2 separate regions of the Homo sapiens genome follow, and region 1 is linked to region 2. Evidence: chromatin loops called from intact Hi-C (ENCODE). Cell type or tissue: A673. All regions are shown on one strand. Each heading gives the region's core, and the rest is flanking DNA. Links, peaks and the distances in the headings are about the cores only.

The links. A loop is a pair of places that touch in the nucleus more often than their neighbours do. Peaks named below come from ENCODE experiments on the same cell type or tissue, not always from the same donor. Only the 100,000 strongest peaks of a DNase experiment are listed, where the experiment ranks them.
Region 1: a loop joins it to region 2, with 4 times the contacts of the local background. A loop is called at or near these places in 12 of 110 quality-filtered maps.

The regions. Positions count from the first base shown.
Region 1 is chr5:168,235,469-168,241,641 of GRCh38, forward strand. The region is part of intron 27 of TENM2 (teneurin transmembrane protein 2); the gene reads left to right. Among named protein-coding and RNA genes, the nearest start is that of TENM2-AS1, 6.2 kb to the left of the region's middle. In A673, for the core only: no CTCF peak of the experiment used is centred there; DNase peaks (open chromatin) are centred at 3,123 and 4,823; H3K4me3 peaks cover 357 bases; H3K27ac peaks cover 2,671 bases.
Region 2 is chr5:167,573,334-167,579,506 of GRCh38, forward strand. The region is part of intron 4 of TENM2 (teneurin transmembrane protein 2); the gene reads left to right. Among named protein-coding and RNA genes, the nearest start is that of TENM2-AS4, 84 kb to the right of the region's middle. RefSeq lists enhancers at 1-342, 343-968. In A673, for the core only: a CTCF peak has its summit at 2,982 (motif pointing right); a DNase peak (open chromatin) is centred at 3,778; H3K4me3 peaks cover 3,783 bases; H3K27ac peaks cover 4,946 bases.

The sequences.
Region 1 (6,173 bases), core at 461-5,460, 660 kb after region 2:
ACCTCTTATACCTTAGCAAGGAGATAATAATCCAATAAATGTACAAACAATATATAGAAATTGTGGGCTGGGCACAGCCTGTAATCCCAGCACTTTGGGAGGCCCAGACGGGTGGATGACCTGAGGTCAGAAGTTCAAGACTAGCCTAGCCAACATGGCGAAACCCCATCTCTACTAAAAATACAAAAATTAGCCAGGTGTGGTGCGGCACGCCTATAATCCCAGCTACTTCGGAGGCTGAGGCAATAGAATCACTTGAACATGCTAGACAGAGGTTGCAGTAAGCCGAGATGGCACCACTGCACTCCAGCCTGGGTGACAGAGTGAGACTCTGCCTCAAAGAAAAAAAAAAGAAATTGTGATGGGTGCTTTGGGAAAAATGTACGGTGGAGCTAATACGGAATATATGATATAGGTTAAGCCCTCTCTGAGAAAATGACATTTGAACTGAGAACTGAATGAAGAGTAGGTAGGAATTTCCCAGGCATGGAGTTGGGGGAAAAGCCTCTATGCTAAAGCCCTAGCATGTGCAAAAGGCCCTGAGGCAGAAGAGACTTCTGCCTGTATCCTGAACAGAAGGAGAGCTCCAGTGTGGCTGGAGTAAACCAGCTGAGGGTAAGGTCAAGGGGTAGAGCCTTATCTTGTTGGCCCTTTTAAGGATCTTAGAAATACAGAAGTCTTCTGCAGATTATCCACCCGGTACATGCAAATGAGCCCTCATCGGGAGCCTCCTTCTTGGACACTAGGAAATATACAACATACCTGACTCCTGAAAGTTCAGGTCAAAGGATAACAAATATAGCTTATTCCGGTCATCTGGGCTGAGCCTCCATACCAGACACCCTCTGCCCCTTCTCACTACATCCCTACCAATGGACCACCCACCTGCACTAGAATACTCACAGCATCACCTGAAAACAGCCATGCTCTGCCTGTGCAAGGCCTTTGCTCATCCCCTGTGCTTTCATTTGCTGACCCTCCCCACCTGGAATATTCTCCCTGATTCTTCTCCCACCCTCACCTGTCCAAGCCTTACTCATACCCAGGCCCCCACTGAGCAGCGCTTTCTCTGGGAAATCATCCTCATCAGTCCCAGCTCTGGTTCCACATCCTTCCTCACTGCCACAGTTCCTTCCCTGTGTCTACTGCCATTACCACACTAAAAATGGTTTTTGTTGTTGGCTCACCTGTCGTTATCCCCCTCTGGCCTGTGGCCTGCCCCTCTAGGGCAGGGGTCATAACTGTCTTGTTCTATCTTACAACAGTCCCAGTAACAAACACAGAGTAGGTGCCCAGTAAATATTGAATGAAAGAATGAATGAATGAATGGGATTTTCCACTGACATAATGAAAATCTGCTCCCTCCCACGTTTGCCTATGAATTCCAGGTCCCAGGGGCCTTCCAGAATGACTCTAATAGGTCTTTGGAATGAAGCTTTTCAGATATTTTGAGACCACAGATGTCCTAATCATATATATATATATATATATATATATATATATATATATATATATATATATATATATATATATTTTTTTTTTTTTTTTTTTTTTTTTTTTTTTTTGAGACAGAGCCTTGCCCTGTCACCCAGGCTGGAGTGCAGTGGCACAATCTCGGATCACTGCAACCTCCACCTCCCGGGTTCAAGCCATTCTCCTGCCTCAGCCTCCCAAGTAGCTGGGACTACAGGCATGCACCACCATGCCCAGCTAATTTTTGTGTTTTCTAAGTAAAGACGGGGTTTCATCATGTTGACCAGGCTGGTCTTGAACTCCTAACCTCAAGCGATCCACCCGCCTCAGCCTCCCAAAGTGCTGGGATTATAGGTGTGAGCCACCATGCCCAGCCTAATCATATTTTCTATTCCTGATTTTCCACGTTGGAACTTTAGATCATCAGAGTTAGCAGGGTTCTTGTACCCAGTCTGATTCAGTCTGCTTATTCACTAATGTTCATTGAGCACCAAGCACTTTCCAAAACAAAATAGAGACACTAAGAAAAATAAGATAAAGTCCCGACTCACCAGTTCCCAGGCTATTACAGATGAGGAAACTGAGACATGAATGGTGAAGGTATGGTTTTGGTATGGCAAAGCTAATCAGTGACACTGATGAGTATCAAAACCGCCACTCAAACTCGGGTCTTTCCACCTGACCTCCATCCAAAACAGCAAGTCATCCAAACATAATGTTTGCTTGGGGAATACATTATTTAATGTGTTTGCAGAGGCTTACCCTTCTAATGATGCATTATTTAATTATTATATTAAATTTATATTTAATTATTAATATTAAATTTATAGCAAGTTGTTTTGTCTCCACAAGCACTGATCCCAATGTAGCATTGAGTCTTGTTGTGTGGGAGCTGGGGATAGCTACTTTTTAAATCCCAGGCCGGGCGCGGTGGCTCATGCCTGTAATCCCAGCACTTTGAGAGGCCAAGGCGGGCAGATCACAAGGTCAGGAGATCAAGACCATCTTGGCTAACACGGTGAAACCCCGTCTCTACTAAAAAAATACAAAAAAATTAGCTGGGCATGGTGGCGGGCGCCTGTAGTCGCAGCTACTCAGGAGGCTGAGGCAGGAGAATGGTGTGAACCCGGGAGGTGGAGCTTGCAGTGAGCCCAGATTGCGCCACTGCACTACAGCCTGGGAGATAGAGTGAGACTCCATCTCAAGAAAGAAAGAAAGAGAGAGAGAGAGAGAGAGAGAGAGAGGGAGGGAGGGAGGGAGGGAGGGAGGGAGGGAGAGAGAAGAAAAGAAAAGAAAAGAAAAGAAAAGAAAAGAAAAGAAAAGAAAAGAAAAGAAAAGAAAAGAAAAGAAAAGAAAAGAAAAAATCCCAGAAGACTGACCCGGAAAGAAAATGAAGATGTCCTCTAGGCCAGGCTTTACCTCTGGGTAGGTAAATAACTAAACTCTCCAAGGCAAACTCTTCTGCTTTTAAACGTCGCCAGACAGGGAGACTCTCGTGACCCCCCTCACTAATCTTTTTTGGGTTTCCCATACTCAAAGCAGGATGGGCAAAGGGTTCTTCTATACGTCTAACTGAAATCTCTCCTGCTGTGTTACAATTCCGTTTCCTGGAGGGGATCCAGCCCAGTGTAATTTCCTCCCTCATGTTTCTCAAATCACTAGCTCCCGTCATTGCGCCTGGAGCTAAGTTAGAGTCACCAGTTATAGGCCCAGCAGGGCCGTTTTGAAGACAGCGTTTCCTTTTCTCCAGGTTTTTTATGAGCTTCCTTGTGACAGGCGTATGCTTGGTGAGATCAAAACGTTCTGGGGGGATATTCTGCAGGGGAAACCACTTCCCAAAGTCTGCCCTCTGCAAAAATAAAAAAGCATGCTAAATAGCTGAGTTTTATTAACTGGGGAAGCCAGGCTGAGGAAAATGCCCGATAATTAAAAATAATGGCTTCCTTACAAACACAAAATTGTATTAACTTAAAAATTGGTTTCTCTATCACTGAATTCCTACCAAGCCGACTGGGAAGGGAATCGTGTTGATCCCGGCAGTGAAAATAATTCAAAATAACTTTTATGTTCTCCAGGAAGCCTCAAGGTTAATTTAAATATTGCTAGCTGGGTAATTTAATTCAGAATAAGAGAACATTGCAGCTAAATTAAAGCTCCCACATGCTCTAAACTGGGGGGGCAGGTATCCTCAAAGGGCCGATCGTGCCTGTTGGACCCTCCAGCATCTCGCACCCACAGCCGGGGCACCCCCCTTTATAAATGGCACCCTCATAATTAAAGAAATTTGATTAGATTACACAACTGGCCTGAACTCCTTGGCTCACCTTCCAGTGAATTTTTCAGATTTAATTATTAGAAGGATTGGGCATTTTAATAGAAATTTTCACATTTCAAAGTTAACTCAAACCTGTGCTATCAAAAAATCCCATTGTCCCAGGGATATGGTAAATTTGCAAGTAAAAACCCACCCTAAGTTATCCATGGCTAATGGCTAGCACCTATCATTACTTCTTTATAGTTGGTGCACCTGGGTCAATGGTCAGAGGCCTCTCAGCTCTAAGTAACAGCAGTAAATCCCAGGGTGGCAGTCAGAGGTTAGGGACCCCTCTTCTTTGTTTACCCAGTATTTAGTTCTTTTGTAATCCCATCCAAGCACTAACCAGGCCTGATCCTGCTTAGCTTATGAGACCAGGAATGTTCAGGGTTCTTTCTGTAATCTAAGCACCCTCACACACTAATATCATCCTTATTATGATAGTCATGATCACATATATTATTTACATGTTGGTCTTTCCCATGATTACATATTATAGTATATTATGCACACATATGTACATCTATACACACATATGATTATATTATGGTTATATATGTGATTTTCCCATTGGTCTTTCCCAGGTAACTAAAGATAAGGCCTTATATCACACTGAGTGTATTTTAACCAAGAGTACACATCAGAATCACCCAGGGAGGTTTTAAAAATCAAAAATCCACAGCTGGGCACGGTGGCTCATGTCTGTAATACCAGCACTTTGAGAGACTGAGGTAGGCAGATCACTTGAGGTCAGGAGTTTGAGACGAGCCTGACCAACATGGCGAAACCCCGTCTCTACTAAAAAAATGTAAAAATTAGCCAGGCATGGTGGTGCACCTCTGTAGTCCCAGCTACTCGGGAGGCAGAGACATGAGAATCACTTGAACCCAGGGGGCAGAGGTTGCAGTGAGCCGAGATCGTGCCACTGCACTCCAGCCTGGATGACAGAGCGAGACTCTGTCTCAAACAAATAAAAATCAACAAGACCCAAACCCCTATTCCCTGAGGAGCTGATTCAGCAGGCGTGGAGCCAGCCGAGCAGCAGAGCTTTAAGAGAGTGTCCCATGTGGTTTAGAATTGCATGCTTGATGGAAAGCCTGTAGTCCAACACCCCTCAATCCTAGAGGTGTACAACCTGGAGGTTAAGACAGCAAGCTCTGTATGGGGATCCTAGCTCTACCACTGAGTATTTATCTAAACTTGAGCAAGTCACTTAAACCCATCTATATCTTGTGTGCAAAATGGGGATGATAATAATGCCTGCCTGAGAGTGTTGTTGTGTAAATTAGACAAAACAAGGGCAATGCTGAGAATAACACTCAGCCTGTGTAAATGCTCAACATGTTGCTGTTGCTGTGGTTTTTCTTCCTTGTATACCAGAGCAGACACCAAAGCCTGGCATTAGCTGACACTCAATGTTCAATAATTAATAAATGCACTAGGGCCCTATGATATGAGCAAAAAGAAAAAAAAATATAAGAAAAGGGAAGGAGGAAAAACTAAGGATGGCCAAGGGGATGGAAATAAGTAGGCATGATGGCAAGTCCCCAGCAGTTGCCTCCAAAAACCCTGGAAATCCTTCCTCATTGTTGCATCATTCATTCTGCCTAACAAAATGTTGGAGAGGTCTTGAACCAAAATCTGAAACCCATAGGTTTAAGAATGATGGTGGCCTTCCGCAGTTGTCCCAGATGAACCAACCCGATGTGACCAAGCTTCTGTTGGCAGAGGAGAAGACCTATCTTTCTGACCACCACTGTGTGTTTTGCTCTGAAAATGATGGCTCCAATCCCGTATAATTCAGACGGCATTAACTTTTGGACCTGTTTTTAAAAAAATAAAAAATCCTACTACTCAGCCTTTGCCTTCTTGACTATTCCCAGTTGCTGGAAGTTGTTGATAGGAATCTTCCACTTGAAGTTAGGGTTCCTTATAATCCCAAGAACTCACCACCTTTATTTCCCTCCCCATGCTTTGATGCATTCTCTTTTCTTTTTCTTTTTGTTCTTTTTTTTTTTGAAACAGAGTCTCACTCTGTCCCCCAGGGTGGGGTGCAGTGGCATGATCTTGGCTCACTGCAACCTCCACCTCCTGGGTTCAAACAATTCTCCTGCTCAGCCTTTTGGGTAGCTGGGATTATAGACACATGCTACCATGCTTGGCTAATTTTTTTTTTTTTTTTTTTTAGTAGACACAGGGTTTCACCATGTTGGCCAGGCTGGTCTCAAACTCCTGACCTCAGGTGATCTGCCAATCTCAGCCCCCTAAAATGTTGAAATTACAGACATGAGCCACACGCACCTGGCCTATGCATCCTCTTTTCTAATTGTCCTATAATAAATATTCTATCCTCTCTCTGAGATGACCTTATAGAAACAGCAATGGT
Region 2 (6,173 bases), core at 800-5,799:
GATTATCTCAGTTTTCAAACCTGGGAGATACACGAATGTGTTTCTAAATGAGAGAGGCAGTGTATCATGCTCGCTGAGATAAAAACAGAAGCTGCCAGACACTGCACTGTGGCTTTATTCTGAGAATCCTTTGCCTGAAACCCGCTCTCTTTTCTTGATGTTCTCTGTCTCTCTCTCTCTCTCTCTCCCCCTCTCCCCCTCTCTCTCTCTGCTTCTCTCCCTCTCTCCTCGCTGTCTTTCCCTCGCTCATTGTTCTCTCTCTCCTCCTGCCTTTGATGCACATACGTTGTCACAATTCATTGACTCTCCTCTCTTCTCTGTTCTTACACTCAAGCCTAGCGGTGCTTTCGCCAGGCAGCAGCAGCCTCTCCTGCGAGTTTTAGGCATGTATGCAGCTCAGTTTGATCGAGCGTTCCTTTTCTGCCTTTTCACTCTTACAAAAGATTAAAAGGTGGCGTCACATTGCTCCCCTGTTCCTTCCCGCAGGAGGGACTTAAAAGGGACAACAAAAACTAATCACTTTCAATAAGCATTTTCTTGCTGGAAAAAAAAAAAAGAAAAGAAAAAAAAAGAAAGAAAAAAAAAGGCGGGGGGTGGACTTAGCAGTGTAATTTGAGACCGGTGGTAAGGATTGGAGCGAGCTAGAGATGCTGCACGCTGCTAACAAGGGAAGGAAGCCTTCAGCTGAGGCAGGTAAGCGCCGATCGGAGGGTTTGACCGAGTGGCTTAGTTAAATCTCTGTTTTCACCGTTTTGTAATTGAGAAAGGCATCCGCAGCAGAAGCCGATTTTTCAGTCGGCTTCCTTTTGTTTAACATAGAAAGTACCTGTATTAATTTTGATGAATTAGAGCATGCAGCAAATTCAATTGAAAATAGATTTGTATAGTAAATGCATTTATACTGAATGATTTCTCCTCCGTTTTATTTAAGGAGAGAGATGAGAAAGATGATTTTGATCAGAATAGCACTTTGCATTACGTTAAATTCTAAACAGCTAACGGAAAGAAAAATAATCCAATTGATACTGCTTTTGAACTCCGGGACTTAAACCCTAGGAGACAGCTGCCATTTGAAATTTTTCTTCTAACTGAACTTCTGATGTGTTATAATAATTTTTCACTGGAGGTTTTAGCAAGGGTAGAGTTTATTTAAGTCGAGCTACTGGGGTTTGTTTGGCTTGGATCTTGTGGGTGAAGCGCTTCTTATATCTCCTTAACGTGTGTCAGGTTGATGGTTCATAAATAGAGATTAAGTGTTGTCCCAAATGAAATATGAAGTTAAAACATCAGGTTAGGGCATGTTGTAGAAAGGGATCTGGTAAATAATTAGGAGAACTGAATTATGACAGTTTGAAATGGGAGTTAACTCTGGAGGTGCTGTTTGATAAACCTTTCTGGATTCTAAGCGGCTCAATAATGGAGGGGCTGATTACCAGTCTCGAGTCGGAACTTTGCATCAGGATCCTAAATGTGGAATACATATGGATTTTCATTGTACGTAGCTTTTAGAAATATGTCCCTTTTGTGTGCTATGAGAGTTGTGGATTATATTTGATGGCATGTCTCCTTTAAAGAGCTTTGGGGTGAAGCTTAAAAGGCTCATATCTATTTTAACATTGAACAAACACAAAATGCATGATCTCCCAGCACTTGATTTTTGTTGCTACTTCTGTTGTTTTAAAGTTTTGATTATGTGTTTTTAACCTCAGTCTTTGTTGATTCTGTGTTCATTGCTTCTGCTGCTAAAATGTATTGCTGACATGAAAAAACTGAGATTTGAGAAAGAAAAAAAAAAAAAACAACCCAAACCCACCTCTGATTAGCCAAGTTTCTAATTAAGGATAACAGAAATCCAGATTATATCTAAGATTTTACCTAAAAGATAGCATAGAATGTTTAAAATTCATTTTTAAATGTTTTTATGAGAAAATCTGAATATTAAAAGTACAAAATTCAGTTAAAAGAATCCTCCTCTGGAATGATATATACAAGGGTGACTTCAGTACCTGTACTAGGTTTGGTCCTAGAAAGAACTGCACTACTATGGCATTGTTGATTTCAGCGGCCACGGAAGGGAGGATATTTTATGTATTTGTCTGGAGATAAGATTTTTTTCTTCCCAAGTTTCCAAACCGGACTTGCTCCTCAATATCATACCCTGGCATGTCTCGCGTTTGCCAGACCATCTGATGGCATCTTGTGGGTGCAGCCTATGAATCCAATTTTATGAGGACATCAGAAACTGCTGAGTAGTGGGGAGTAGAGACCAAATGGACTGTGGGTCTGATCATACTTCATCATCCAGAGATAATCTCTGGTGGAAGTTCCCTGGGAAGCCCCTGATACAGGTTGGGGAGACTTAATTTTTCCTCATGGTTGAAAGAATAGGGAAAGATGCAGACAAGAGAAAAAGACACTGCTGTCGAATGTTTGATGCAATCGTGCTGGTGGTAGCATAGTGAGTTTTTAAAATCGCATCACATGTAATTTTTTTTCAGCTTAAGAAACTTTGCAGAATCTTGAAGTAGCTTTTCTCAAATTCAATCTCGTTTTTTTTCTACATCGTTTTTTCCTGCGTGAAATTTTTCTCTGACTCCAGCTACACCTAACTATTGAAAGCTGTTATTCTGCTGCTGATAATGATGATTATTTCTCAAATAAGTGGCAAGTGTTGAAGGGATGGGCCAAGAGAAATATGTTGTCTGTATCATATATGCTTTGCTTTTATTTATGAAAATGACTTCTTCCAGGTGAGGCAATGATAAATTTGAAGTTGCGACTTGGCTATTTGCCTCACCAAACAACTGTCCTTTTCTTAGAGAACAAAATAGAACTAAAGTAAGCAGAAATAATTTCATTGTAAACTGGATTGTAGTTCAGCATGTACTTTTTAGGCAGATGGTAATCAAAGCTATCCTTACTCAAACTATTTGATTCATATAAATAGCATTTTTCTGAATTTTCCAGTAGATGTTGCTGGAGAGCAAAGAAAAGAGCATTTTTTTTTTTTTTACAGGAAAAAAAGAAATGCAGTAGACTTATAAAAGCCAAGAAAAAAGATTCTTCTCCCCAAACTCTGCTGATAGCATTTTGCATAATTTGCTAATTAATGAATTATATTGAATCATTACCGTTTATGATGTTCTATAGAAAGCTATTAAAACTTGAGTTCGATTTTAAAATTATGAGATTGTTCTCTTTAGTCCCTATATATAATGTCTGTTTGCTGTGTTCCGTTTTCAAAAAATCAACTTAACTGCACATTACTATTCAGAACATTTCATCCCTGAATGCTAAAACCCTTTAACATGCAAATATGATGTCAGAGGAAGAACTGAAATAGAATACCCTGAGAAGAGTAATGATCAAACGCATTATAAAAATATGCACCAGTTGCCAACATGTAATGAAATATTAAGAAATTAAAAGCATGCAACCTCTAAAGTAATAGAATTTCATTGCTCTGAGACTGTTTTCCCACTGAATATTAAGTGCTTAATAGATCTACCCGTAAAAAACAATCGAAAACCTACATGATTTGTCACTGAAGTTCTTTCATTATATGATTTTGAAAAATTAGCCCAATAGGATTTTCCTCAGAATAGGAAATGTAATTAACATTGGATATTAAGTGTCAGATTTCCAAAGCAAAAGCTATAAGGCTTGATGGAGAAAATAGGAATGCAGAGAGCAAACATAAGCACTAGAAACTGAGGGGACCCACGCTGGAACTGCTCTGCTTGTAATCACTGTGATAAAATGACAAAGACGTCCCAGAGGAGCCCAGGAATCTCGTACCCAGACAGGAACTGATGCAATTTCAGGACCAATGACCTCTATCTATGGGAGTATTTATTTTTGGAAATGATCAATTAACTGATTTCAATAGTGAAAGGGAAGTGTATATGTTTTTTCCAATGAGAGGGGGACGTAGGGTATTACAAAAGCACTTGCAGACAGGACAAGGGTGTAACCTATGTTGGAGAGCTTTCGGTTTTCTTACTTTAAGCCGACCTAGTTCTTTGCTGGTGGATTCTTCTTTGGCATTGAATCACCTCTTTGTCAGTTTTCCTTCCTGAGGTGTGAAATGCTCCATAGGATGTTTTGATTTAACACCTATTTATTTCTCTTTTCTGGGAGGAAAAAGCTTATATTTAGAAGGCATAAGTGTCAGCTACTTCTATTTTGTAATTAATGCTCTAAGTCCACTGGGCTAGGGATGTTCCCGATTTTATTTTTATTTGATTCAAATACATTTTTTTTTGTACTTGACCCATAGTGGTTTTTTTCTTCTTCTGTCTTTAAATAAGGAAAGCTACACAACTTGGTGGGAGATTCTACTTTCTAGTAAAGTTTGTTTGTTGTTTGCCTCTTGTTCTCTTTTTTTAATAGTAGCTATCGAGCGCTGACTATATTCAAAGTACGATGAGCTAAGTGTGCCGAATTGCACCCCTAACAACAACAAAAGATGCCTCTCCACTCACTGAGAATCTGACGAAGATGCAAAATATGCGCCAAACAGCCTACTGGACTAAAAGTGCCAGGTCTTAACTCCCTCCCTTAGGAGAGCAGGGGAGAAAAGGTCGCTGCAGGTTGAGAGGACCCTGAGGAGCCTGTCTTTGAATTAGGGGTGAAATGTGAAAACACAAAATAATCCCCATCAGCAAAATCAGCGTGGGCACAGGGGGCACATGCCAAAAGGGAACAACCGATGCTAGTATGATGGAGGGTCTTGAACGGCAAGCCAAGGTATTTGATAGCCACTGGAGAGGGGTGATCTGGTAGCTTTAGGGGAGTTGCGGCTTTGGATGTGGACAGGGAAGTACTGGAATATGGGGTCCCACCATACAACACACCCTTCCCAGGAAATTCTGAAACGTCTGTCTACAGGGCATCTATTCTTCCGTTAAATTGCAGCCTTACGGAGGTATTGCTACCAGTAGCCTATATCTTCCCCTTGTAGCAATGCTGTTGAGAACTCCTGGTCCAGAGGCTGGAAGCCTGTGAATAATCTGTTGCATTAGCCTAGACTTCAGCAGTAAGGTTGAGAAACGCTGGGGAACGGAGACTGGCTACGAGAAACACCTTCGTATTATAATTATTGCAATTTCTTGTTTGTACTGCAGATGTCATGCCCTCATTAGACAGGGATTTTGTGTATATGCATTTGTTTTCATGTTTTCATAAGAAAAACCTTCACCATTCGTTGGAGATCAGACCCGTGGTTTAGAAGGTGTGATGTTCTCTCCATGCTATTTCAGTATAATCAATTAGTGTTATGTTCATCTCTGGTTTCTTGACATTGATTAGGATGGATTTTTATGATCTTTAAGGGTTTTCATCTCTCTAAAAACATATATACTTTATTTATTAGAATTAATTGCCTCTCTGAATTGCCTGTGTTGTCAGTTACTTTCTATAAACCTTGACTAACTTACCTTGAACTCTTTGACGTCTAGTGTATTTGACTGACAAGCTCAGCTGTGGAGACTACTCTAACTATATAATGGAAGTTTATATGTGAACATATAAGCTGTTTTCTTTTCAACAGAGTTCACGATGAGAAGGAGCAAAAATAATTATTAGTACAATTAAGTAAGTAGAGTGTCATGCTTTTCTTCTGTAACACGGATTTTACCAGCCTATTCAGGTGGACACGGTCACCAACATCACCTCAAAACCAAACTGTAGATGAGTGACTTTCCTTGTCCTCCAACCACTTTAATTTAATTTGTTCCATTTACTTTTCCAAGCTTTCCATCTTCCCACCATTTTAATACTATCAGAGATGGGGTGCTGCCCATGACATTCACACTTGACATTATCAAACACAAAAGGCATCACTCATGCACTTGACTGCATTACAATGGAAGGAAAAAAATAGATCCCAAAGGCTTAGAAATTATTGTCTCGTACCTTGAATGTAGCTGGATTTTCTTTTCTGTTTCCTCCAGCCTGCCTCATTTGACTGTTTTGCCACTGTGTGTTTGCAGAGGGTTCTAAAAGCCCTGCAAAAATCAGCACTCACAAATCCATAACATACACATTTTTATATTCACTGGAGATATGTGTCTTAGTATAATAGGAATTTACAATCATATCATTATTGTCTGTTATTTGTTAGGCACCAACCACATTTTGATGCAGTTCCAAAGTTGCAGCTTGCACCAGAG